2 separate regions of the Homo sapiens genome follow, and region 1 is linked to region 2. A link is a loop called in an ENCODE intact Hi-C map of the cell type or tissue named here. Cell type or tissue: PC-3. All regions are shown on one strand. Links, peaks and the distances in the headings refer to the core of each region. The heading gives the core; the rest is flanking DNA. Region 1 overlaps IL15 (interleukin 15). Region 2 has its middle 220 kb from the start of IL15.

Evidence for each region. Hi-C counts contacts between places; a loop is a spot of excess contacts. Peaks named below come from ENCODE experiments on the same cell type or tissue, not always from the same donor. Only the 100,000 strongest peaks of a DNase experiment are listed, where the experiment ranks them.
Region 1: it touches region 2 in a loop (8-fold over the local background); 2 of 110 quality-filtered maps call a loop at or near these places.

Annotation. Positions count from the first base shown.
Region 1 is chr4:141,641,240-141,646,624 of GRCh38, forward strand. All of the region lies in intron 1 of IL15 (interleukin 15), which reads left to right. Among named protein-coding and RNA genes, the nearest start is that of IL15, 7.3 kb to the left of the region's middle. In PC-3, for the core only: no CTCF peak of the experiment used is centred there; DNase peaks (open chromatin) are centred at 1,672, 2,482 and 4,542; H3K4me3 peaks cover 599 bases; H3K27ac peaks cover 2,323 bases.
Region 2 is chr4:141,855,853-141,861,237 of GRCh38, forward strand. No RefSeq gene overlaps it. Among named protein-coding and RNA genes, the nearest start is that of IL15, 220 kb to the left of the region's middle. In PC-3, for the core only: no CTCF peak of the experiment used is centred there; a DNase peak (open chromatin) is centred at 2,799; H3K27ac peaks cover 1,184 bases.

The DNA of each region.
Region 1 (5,385 bases), core at 215-5,214, 210 kb before region 2:
TTTCGTTGTGAAAATTATTCTAGCTTATGTTATTTAAAACACTATCATTATAAAATTAATCAAAGGAACCATTAATTTTTGATAAGTGATTATTAAGCATAAAACTAAAACATATATACCCAAAGGATTATAAATCATGCTGCTGTAAAGACACATGTTTATTGCAGCACTATTCACAATAGCAAAGACTTGGAACCAACCCAAATGTCCATCAATGTTAGACTGAATTAAGAAAATGTGGCACATATACACCATAGAATACTATGCAGCCATAAAAAAGGATGAGTTCATGTCCTTTGTAGGGACGTGGATGAAGCTGGAAACCATCATTCTCAGCAAACTATTGCAAGGACAAAAAACCAAACACCGCATGTTCTCACTCATAGGTGGGAATTGAACAATGAGAACACCTGGACACAGGAAGGGGAACATCACACACCGGGGCCTGTCATGGGGTGGGGGGAGGGGGGAGGGATAGCATTAGGAGATATACCTAATGTAAATGACGAGTTAATGGGTGCAGCACACCAACATGGCGCATGTATACATATGTAACAAACCTGCACGTTGTGCACATGTACCCTAGAACTTAAAGTATAATTTAAAAAAAAAAAAGCCGCAATGTGGTTTTCGAGCTTCTAGAAACTTAGAAAGGTGCTAAGTGCTAAGGAAATTTCTTGCATCAGTGCTTTGAATGTAAATTATTTTTGTTGAAAAGTGTGAATATCGCTACGTTTTGTGGAGTTTTGAAAACAAAACCTGTATTGGAGAATAATAATAATAATAATAAATAATAACGTGCTCTTGAAAAAAAAACTAAAACAATATTGGAAATATATATCATACAACTAGATATGTCAATGCTTTGATTAAAGATGTCTCTTATATCAACTTTTCAAATTGCCCCTTTATTTGGCACCCTGGTGAGGCAAGGCACATGTTAAGATTCTGGATAGGGAGAGATAGGCATTTTTTTCCTAAAGTGGGAGAAGGGTAATTATGAAAGAGGAAGTGAGGAAGGAGAACTTGCCAGAAATCTGCCTGCTTTGGGCACACATCAGGCATATCTCTGGTAAAAGGGGCTCCTATGGAAGTAACGGATCTTGAAATTGGTTCCTTTAGAACCGTCTATGTCCACAAAGCCCTGGGAAAGTTGTAGGGTATGCCAGAGGTGCGTGTTGTTCAGTTGGGATATATAGTTCAGCCTTCTTTCCCACACCCTCCCTTTGGCTTCTGGATTACCATGGGTTACTGTGCTTAAAGCAAAGTACAGGGAGTAGGATGGGGAGCAGTAAAGAGCCTGGGCTAGCTTCTGTAGAGGTTTCCCACTGGGGACTAGTGCGAAATAAGCTCTAGTAGGGCTTGGATAGCCTCTGCAGTGCAGTCTCCTCTTCTAGCCTCAGCTGCAGTCACCTTGCCTCAGTGTCCAGACACACTTGCCATTCTTTGTCAGCCTTCATGGGTCCTGCTCAAAATGTTAACCCTCTATAACTTTTTCTGTCCCCACCTACTGCCCAGGCAGAATTATTTTCTCCCTTACATGAATTCATTTGGTGCTGTCTACATTCCCTTATAACAGCTTTAATGTCTGTAAACTCATTTTTATGTGTCTGACTCTACACTTACATTTTGAGTAAGGGCAATGTGCTCCATGTGCTTAGCAGAGGGTTGGTCAGAGTCTATTTGTATTGACTTCAGCATGAGTCAATCATCTTTCAAGTGTTTGACAGCTAAGCAAACAACTGTAAAAGAGGTAGGAAACATAAGTAATATAGCAAAACAATGTTGGAATACTGTAATAAAAATAGTATTTTAGGGAAATTAGTTTGAGGTAGAATTTATTGAAGAAAAGACAATTAGAGATAAGGAAACCAGCTAGAAATTCATCACAGTTAATTCAGGAGTGTAGTTTCATTCTCATTATCTGCTCAAGGACATAACTCTAGTAATTCATTCTTTCTCTCCATCACCATTTTTTTCTCTGTCTCTTATGGGTCTTTCCCAATACCATGTAGCCATGCTATAACTTCTGCCATTTTTAAAAAAGACTCATGTTTTTCTCCTCATGTTTCTGCTCACTTCTATATCTGCTTTTTTCTGCCCACATTTTACAGGAAAACTTACAACCTTAACTATATTCTCTGTTTCCAGTTTTCCTCTCTCCTTTCTCTCCTGAACCAGCCAGGCTGTCATCTCCACTGCTCCACTAGAAATACACTTGTCAAAGGTACCACGAACATCCCTTTTATTAAATCCAGTAGTTAGTTATTGGGTCCCTTCCTATGTACCCTTTCAGCAGGACCTGAGAGTTCTTCATGTGGCTTCCAAGCCACTCCCCTTCTCCTTATTTTCCTTTTACCATACCAGCAACAATTTCAGTCTCCTTTTACCTTACCAGCAACAATTTCAGTCTCTGTCTAGTTCCTAATTTCCCTAACATGTAAATATAGCTGTCTGAGGGCTCAGTCCTTAGGCCTGTTCTCTATCTGTACTCTCTGTCTTGGTGATCTCATCTAGTGTCATGGTTTTTAATCCCTTCTTACATTGATGATTCACAAATGTACGGGTGAATCTAGCCATGACCTCTCCCCTGAACTCCAGACTCATTTAGCAGTCTATTTAGCTGTTATTCAACCATCTCTGATTGGATGTCTAATACTCACTGGATTCCTGCCTTTACTGCCATATCTGCTTGCTCCACCTTCTTCCTCATCTTACCTGATGTCAATTTCATTCTCTTAGTTCCATAGATAATCAATCAATCTATCTTGGGTTTGTCCTTAACGTCTCTTTATGTCATATTCCACGTTGAATCTGCCACCAAATTATTTAGCTAGGCCTTCAAAATATACCCTACATCCTATCTCTTCTCACCCTTTTTTTCAGTGCTGTCACCTGGGTTCAAGTTGCTATCATGTCTCACAGTATTATTGCAAAAGTGCCTGCTGCTTGTCCCCTTATCTCCACTCCAGCCTGTTCTCAACATAGCAGCCACAGTGTTTTGGTTACCTGTCCCTGCATCTAAAGGATCAACAGCCATAAAACAAGAACAAAACAAAACAACACCCCCAGAACTTAGTGACTTGAATAACAATAATTTGTTATTTATCGTGATCTTGTAATCTGGGCTACTTTCGGCTGCTTGACTCCTCCTAGGCTGCTGGAGATGAGACATTCAAGAAAGCATCTTCCTTCACATGTCTAGAACATCAGCTTGGATAGCTGGAAAGCTCATGGCTGGCCAAGCATCCATCTCTCCGTATGTGACCCCTATACATGACTAACTTGGACTTTACATAATGTTGGCCTCAAGTAGTTGTATCATTTAACTAATTATTGACTTTCAGGATCCCCCATAGCTTATCTCGTTATGGCATCAAACTCAGACTTTAAGTCTCTAAACTGGATCTCCAGATGAGGATGATATTTCTCTGATGTAGTTTCTTGAGTGCAGCAACCTGTAGCTAAAAAGATAGGTTATCTGTGACCTTCCCCTTGTCCCAACATACAATGGTAAAACAAAAATAGGACAATTGCTTTAAAAAAATACCATTTCAAAACAAGACAATAGAAGGCATATAACAGTTGCTAGTCCATAGCAAGTCTAAATAGAGCCGGCATATATCCCAAGTTCTTGCTCTGGAAGCAATACATGTTCCGGATTAAGGTTTAAATTTGTTCCCTAGGAGTGATCCTCTGTGGCTCTTAACTTCATCTTTTGCACTTTGGGCTCCTTTTCTCATTCTTTCTTTCTTTTCTATGAGAAATAATTTTTGCTATTCTTTGCAGTGGCGTAGCCTGCTTTCTGATGTTAGAGGGTTAATAATTTAGAGACCTTTTATATACTCACTTTTGTTTAACTGCTTTTTGTTTTTAAGTTCAATGATATTTAGAATTCGGGGGGCTTCCTATGAATTTTATTGAGATTCATTCACTCCGTTAGATAAAAGACATAACCAGAAAATCCTTGAGACAAGTTCCACTTTAATTTTTTGGGAAGTCAAGGTGCCATAGAAACCCTTACCATTTTTAGAAGCCTTTTGACTAGTTGGCAAGGTCTGTGAGACATCATTTTAAATCTTTCAGAGTTCTTAATGAAGGGCCTCCATGCCACACACCTGATTTGATCTCCAACCTGAGAGCACATGTAATAGTAGAGCCTGGATTTGATCTTTGCCCTGAAACTACTTATTTCTTGGAGAATCTTTTGCTGCCTGGAAAGGCAAGAATGAGAATAGGTGTTATTTTCCAATCTAGCAAGTCTTAGGTTGAACTATTTCGTCACTGCATTTCTAGCCTTCACTAACAGGGTCCTTGCCTCTCTCCAGGTGTCTTCCCACCACTCAGTCTCATAGTAGTTTCAATGTCAATTACTAATTTCCATATAATAGACTACCCCAACACTTAGTGGTATAAAATAAGAACCATTTTATTTTCTCAAGCCTAAGAATTAGGACAAAACACAAAGAGAATGACTTGTCTCTACACTGCAATGTATGTGGCCTCAGATGGTATGACTCAATGGTCAAGGGATGTCTGAGATGGCTCAGACATTAAGTCACACATATAGAGCCTCAGTTCTGGCTGTTGTCTGGGCTCCTTGGTTCTCCTCCACTTAGTCTTTCCACATGGCTAAACTGGACTTTCTCACAGCACGGTAGTTTCAGGGTTGTCAGACTCTTCACAACTTGGCCAACTTCTATAAGAGAGGAAGTTGGAGCTGTAATCACTTAAGGCTTGGATATGGAATTTCCAGACTTTAACATTTGTTTTATTCTTTTGGGAAAAGCAAGTCAGAAGGCCACCCAGATTGAAGGGGAGACGACATAGATTCCACCTTTTGATTAGTAGAGTGTCATGCATGTTCATGGGGGGAAGGCACTGACTGATGGCAGCTGTCTTTGGAGATTATCCACCACAAAGGGTAATCCGGTTAAAATATTAATCAGGTTATGCTACTCCTCTATTCCAAACCCCACATGGTTCTCCCATCTCACTCTAATAAAAGCCAAATTCTGTTACAGTGGATATTAAGTCTCTTAAGTGATTTGTACCCCTGATGTCTGCCATCTGCTACTCTTCCCTTAGCTCACTGAGTCAGTTACACTGGCACCTTTTCTATTCACCAACCATACTACTATGTTCTTGTCTAAGAGTCTTTTACCTTGCTGTTCCTTCTTCCTAGAATGCTTTTCTCTCAGATATCACCCCCTTCCCCATACCTGCTTTGGGGTTTGTCTCAAATATCCCTGTTGCAATGAAGTAATCCTTGACTGATGTACTTCAAATTGCAGCCTCACCAGCACTCCCTGTCCCAACCCTGTTTGGGAATTCAGATTATTTTTCAGATTTTGGAAAGTAATATAGTGTGTTTACTATATATCA
Region 2 (5,385 bases), core at 131-5,130:
TGAAGCATGTGATCCTTGTGACATACTCCCTGTTCGTACATCCCTTCCCCTTCTAAAATCCCTAATAAAAACTTACTGGTTTTGTGGCTCAGGGTCGCCATCATTGTCCTACCAATATGTGATGGCATCCCCAGAGGCCCAGCTATAAAATTTCTCTCTTTGTACACTTTCTCTTTATTTCTCAGACTGACCGACACTTAGGGAAAATAGAAAGAACGTATGCTGAAATATTGGGGGCTGGTTCCCCCGATAGTGGGTCCTTTGGGAAGTAATTAGGCTATAAGAATGGAAGGGATTACAGCCCTTATAAAAAGAACTCAGAGAGCTAGCTTGTCCTCTTCCCATCATGTGAGGATGCAATGAGAAGTTAGCAGTCTGCAACCCAGAAGCCCTCACCAAAGCCCTACCATCAGAGTGCCCTAACCTGGCACTCTGATCTCCTACTTCTAGCCTCTTGAACTCTGAAAAATAAATTTCTGTTGTTTATGAGCCACCCAATCTATAGTACTTTGTTAAAGCAGCCCAAACTGACCAAGACAAATGGAGGCAGTTACTACATAGTATTCACAATTGACATGTAATCTGCAACACCTATATCACGTTGCCATAGGATTTCTCAATAATAAAAACAGCTTTCAGTTAATGCATATAGAATAAGATCAAGTTGGATGTCAGAGAAGGAAGGAGGAGAGGTTAATCTATTGCCTTGTTTTGAACAACAACAACAAAAAAAAGCAGGGGAGGGATGTAATAATATATTGTAGGAAAACACTTTATAAAATGAGTAGCTTATCTAGCATTTAGACATTGGCTATTTCATTAAATCTCTAGGAACTGAATTGAAGTTTAATAAACTAATGAGAGGACCTTTGATTTTCCTTGCACCAGAAAACAGAGAATGATGCCTGTGAAATGAAAGGTTTATCATATGTGAGATAGCTTCATCCTGCAAGGAAATTGATATTATGCTTGTTACTTTCTACATGTATTCAAGGACTAGTATCACCATCCACATTTCACAGGTGATCACTGAATATTTTTCAGGAATTTCTTACATTGCTAATGATTAGAAGTTGCTTTTCTCATCATTCCAGTGTATAATCAGGCCAGCATATTTCAGAGAGAAGCGCAATCACAAATCCAGGTTCTGATTAATAGAAAGCTAACAGGTAAGAAATATTTAGCAGAAATTCAAAAATCAAGGGAATAGTAGAAAACTAAAACTGAGACAAATACTGTCATTGTTTGTTTTTAAGATGCCACTGCATATAAATACATGTATCTCTTGATTTTCACACTCCATTTGGAAACCTGCACCCCCTTCTCTCTCCCCAGGGCAATGCAGAGAGGTGCAGTGGACTCAGCTAGGCTGGGAGAGTCAGACACAGCATGGCCTGAGAGGCCCCTCAGCCACTGGAGCCCTATCTTTGCCCCAACCTGCCTGTCTCTGTGCCAGGCTGGATAAGGCACAGGAGAACTTAATTGAGAATAAGCTTCACTCTGTGCTGGGGCTGGTGGGGGTGTTGAAGGAAGAGGAAAAGCTTGAATCTTTAAAAATAGTTGGCCATTTGCAATTACAATTCTTTTCACTCTTAAATATTCAATAGGGAAAAGGACAGGCATGACCTTTGAAAGGGGCTGGTAGTTTTCTGGAAGCTGCTATGGCTGGTTAATAGAAATGAGATACGGTCCAAGTTGCAAAGATGCTAAAATATTTTATAAAGAAAAGGAGATATAACTTGAAAACTGTCACTTTCTTTAGACTTTAGGGGACTGCTGCTTTTCACCCTTCCCATATAACAGAATGCAATGCAGAGAACACAACTTCTTCTTCCCATAGTCCTTTTCATCTGGGTCCTTCTTCTGGCTTCCCTGGTGATCAGCACTGAATGTCAGAGCTGCGACTCTAGCAGTTGTCCTTTGTCAGCAAAGCTTTACCCCATCGGGGGAGTAACTCAGACCTTTAATTTCCTCAAACATCACTCACGGCTCAAGTATTTAAGAAAACCTCATTGAAGACTCAATGGTAACAACCAAACAACAACAACAACAAAACAGGAGAGCTCATTACATGAGAAACTTAAAACTTGATATAAACTCTGATATTTCCCTGATTTTACCCCAACACCTGTTCTTAGAGGGTGATATTATGTAGATCTCTTTTCTCAATCTGAAGTTGCTGGTGTGGTCTATGTCCTACTCATCCTTACTAAAAAGCAGAAAAAAGAAAGAAGAAGAAAGGAAGGAAGGGAAGGGAAGGGAAGGGAAGGAAAGAGAAGGGAAGGGAAGGGAGGCATGCAGGCAGGCAGGCCTCTTTTTTAACAGCTTTTAGTCCACAGCCCCAAATACCTTTATCTGAACCCAGGCCAAAATATTAAAAGTACCCTTATTATAATCTGTTCAGACAACTCAGTTTTAGTTGTTGTCATGGTATTCGTGTTGTTTTGCTGGACTCATGACTTAAAAAATCTTGATCTAAAGCTCAGTCTTTTCATTACTTTTCTAGTAAAGAGTTTTCCCAAGAAAACATCTTATCAGTGCAGTTCCTTCCAATTTAAACAAGAGGCCTCCTCAAGGCTAATTTTCATTTCATTGTATTTTATTGTGTTAAGAACACAACATGAGATCTACTCCCTTCTTAAGAAATTGTTAAGTGTATAGTACATTATTGTTGGTACAATGTTGCACAGTAGATCTCTAGAGCTTATTATTTTGCCTGACTTAAACTTTATGCCTGTTGATTAGCAACCCCATTCTCTCTACCCTCAGGCCCTGGCAACCGCCCTTTCATTGAGTTCATAAATTTGACTATTTTGGACACATCATATATGTGGAATCATACAATGTTTGTCTTTCTGTGACTAGTTTATTTCACTTAGCATACTATTTTCAAGGTTCATCTGCATTGTTGCAAATCACAGAACTCAAAGTGGATTTAAGACTTACATGTAAGGTCCCAAACTGTAAAAGTTCTAGAGGAAACACAGGGGAAAAAAACTTCACGGCAATGTTCTTGGGGATGATTTTATGCATATGACACCAAAAGCATAGGCAACAAAAACAAAAACAGACAAGTGAAATGACATCAAACTAAAAATCTTCTATACAGCAAGATAAACAATCAATAGAGTGAAAGGGCAACTAATAGAATGGGAAAAATATTTGCAAACCATATGTCTGATAAGAGGTTATAATCCAAAGTACATAAGGAAATTCTACAACTCAATAGTAAAATAAATAAATAAATAAATAAATAAATAAATAAACAAACAAACACCTCTTTAAAATGGGCTAAGGAGAATGGACATTTCTCAACAGAAAACATAAAAATGGCCAACAAGTGTGTGAAAAGTTGCTCAACATCACTAATCATTAGGGAAATGTAAATCAAAACCATAATGAGATATCACCTCATACATGCTACAATGGCCATTATAAATAAAACCAAAGCAAAACAAGACAAAAAAATGAGTAAATAATATGTGTACACAAGGATATGGAGAAATTGGGACCCTTATACACTGTTGGTGAGAATGCAAAATGGTACAGCCACTAGGGAAAACAGCATGGAGATTCCTCAAAAAATTAAAAATAGAACTACCATATGATCCAGCAATTCTACTTCTGGTTCAATTCACTAGAATTGAAATCAGGTTTTTGAAGAGATATTAGCACTCTTATGTTCATTGCAGCATTATTCATAATAGCCAAGATGTGAAAATAACCAAAATATTAAAACTTAAACTGTCACATTAATCATTTTAAAAGTTTATTTGAGCAAACAGCAATTTATGAATTGGACAGCACTCAATTGTGGTGCTAGTTGGTCGGGGAGGAAAGGTTTCAAAGACAGGGTTTTATAAGGTGAGTGGGAAAGCAAAGCAAAGAAAATAATTGTTTACAGTTATGTAGTTGCCTTATTTGGATTACCCAGTGGAAATTTCTAGTTATGCAGTTTGAAGTTAGTGGTTTCTGATTGATTAAGTTTAAATTTTATCTCTCTCTAAGTTAGTTACAAGGAAGGCATTCAAGTTAGATTTAGGTTGCTTATATTGGATCTCAGGGCACTGAAGCTGCCTCAGGTGAATTGCCTCCTATTTAGTTATTTTAGCAATGTTTATTGACAGATAAATGAATAAACAAAGTGTGATATGTCCACACAGTGGAATATTATTCAGCCTTTTAAATAAACAAGGGCAAATTTTTATTTCTTCATTGAAATGTTAAAATTATGATGCCAAAATGAAAACCTCTGTAGTTTTGATAATGTTAATATTAAAAAACACCTCCAAAAATCAATGGAAGATCTTTTGTGTAAGGAGGTGTTAAGCCTTTATGACGAAAAAGGGAAAAGAGCTGCACTCAAATGTTTAGTGGCCAGATTAGCAAATGACTAATACTTAACTTTTTTGTATGTAAAATTTGTAGCTAAACTTCTTGGTAAATTGAGGTTTTAAAATCAGGGAGAAGGACTTCTGCTTCTGGAAAGATGGAGTAGACATCTTTTTTTTCCTATTTCTTCTACTAAGTTCAACTAAAAACTCTGGACATTACATATAAAACAAACATAAGAAGACATTGAAGGTAGAAAAAGAAGACAGACTAGCTAGCAAACTCTGGATTCAAGGAACAACATTCTGGTAAGTTACTTGGGTTTTTTCTTTGCCTCATATATCTCAGTTGAAGAAGCTGGCAATCGGCAAACACCAACAGATACAGAAAATAAGAGACCCATAAAAGGCCATTTTTTCTAGCCAAAGTACCAGGAAAGGAACAACCTAGCAAGACAAAAATCTTTTATACGGTAAATGCTTTATTCTAGCCATCTACCACAGAAAAGAACTGTGGCTCCACACTTACCAGTAAGGGTGGGGAAAGTAGACTTCCACATTTTCTAGGCACCTAATTCCTCCCTTGTGGTGTCAGAGAAGGCCAATTAGAAAGCCAGGACTTTCATCCTTATTGGGTAGATAATAAGCCATCTCCCTCCCCTTGATGTCAGTGGTGACTACTTGTGGATGTAGAATTTCTATCCATCATAAGGTGACCTCCACCCACTCCTGACTGGAGTGATATCAGAGGAAGTTAAATAGAGAATCAGGATTGCCATCAACGCCAGTGCTAATAAGACCCCTCCATTCTGGTGTAAGCAGAGGCTCTGTGGGAAGCAGTTAAAAGGCACTCCTATCCCTTCCAGACAAGGCGATGTTCAGTGGAGGCCTACTGGAGAGCTACAACTCCATCCTTTTCCTGCAGCAATGAGGAATCTTCCTACCCTCAGGTGTCAATGCATGTAATTGTGGAACCTGTGCTTCTATCCTCACCTGGCAGTAGGTGGTGCTCACATCTTTCCATGCTAGAATGGTGTCAAAATAAGACAGCTAA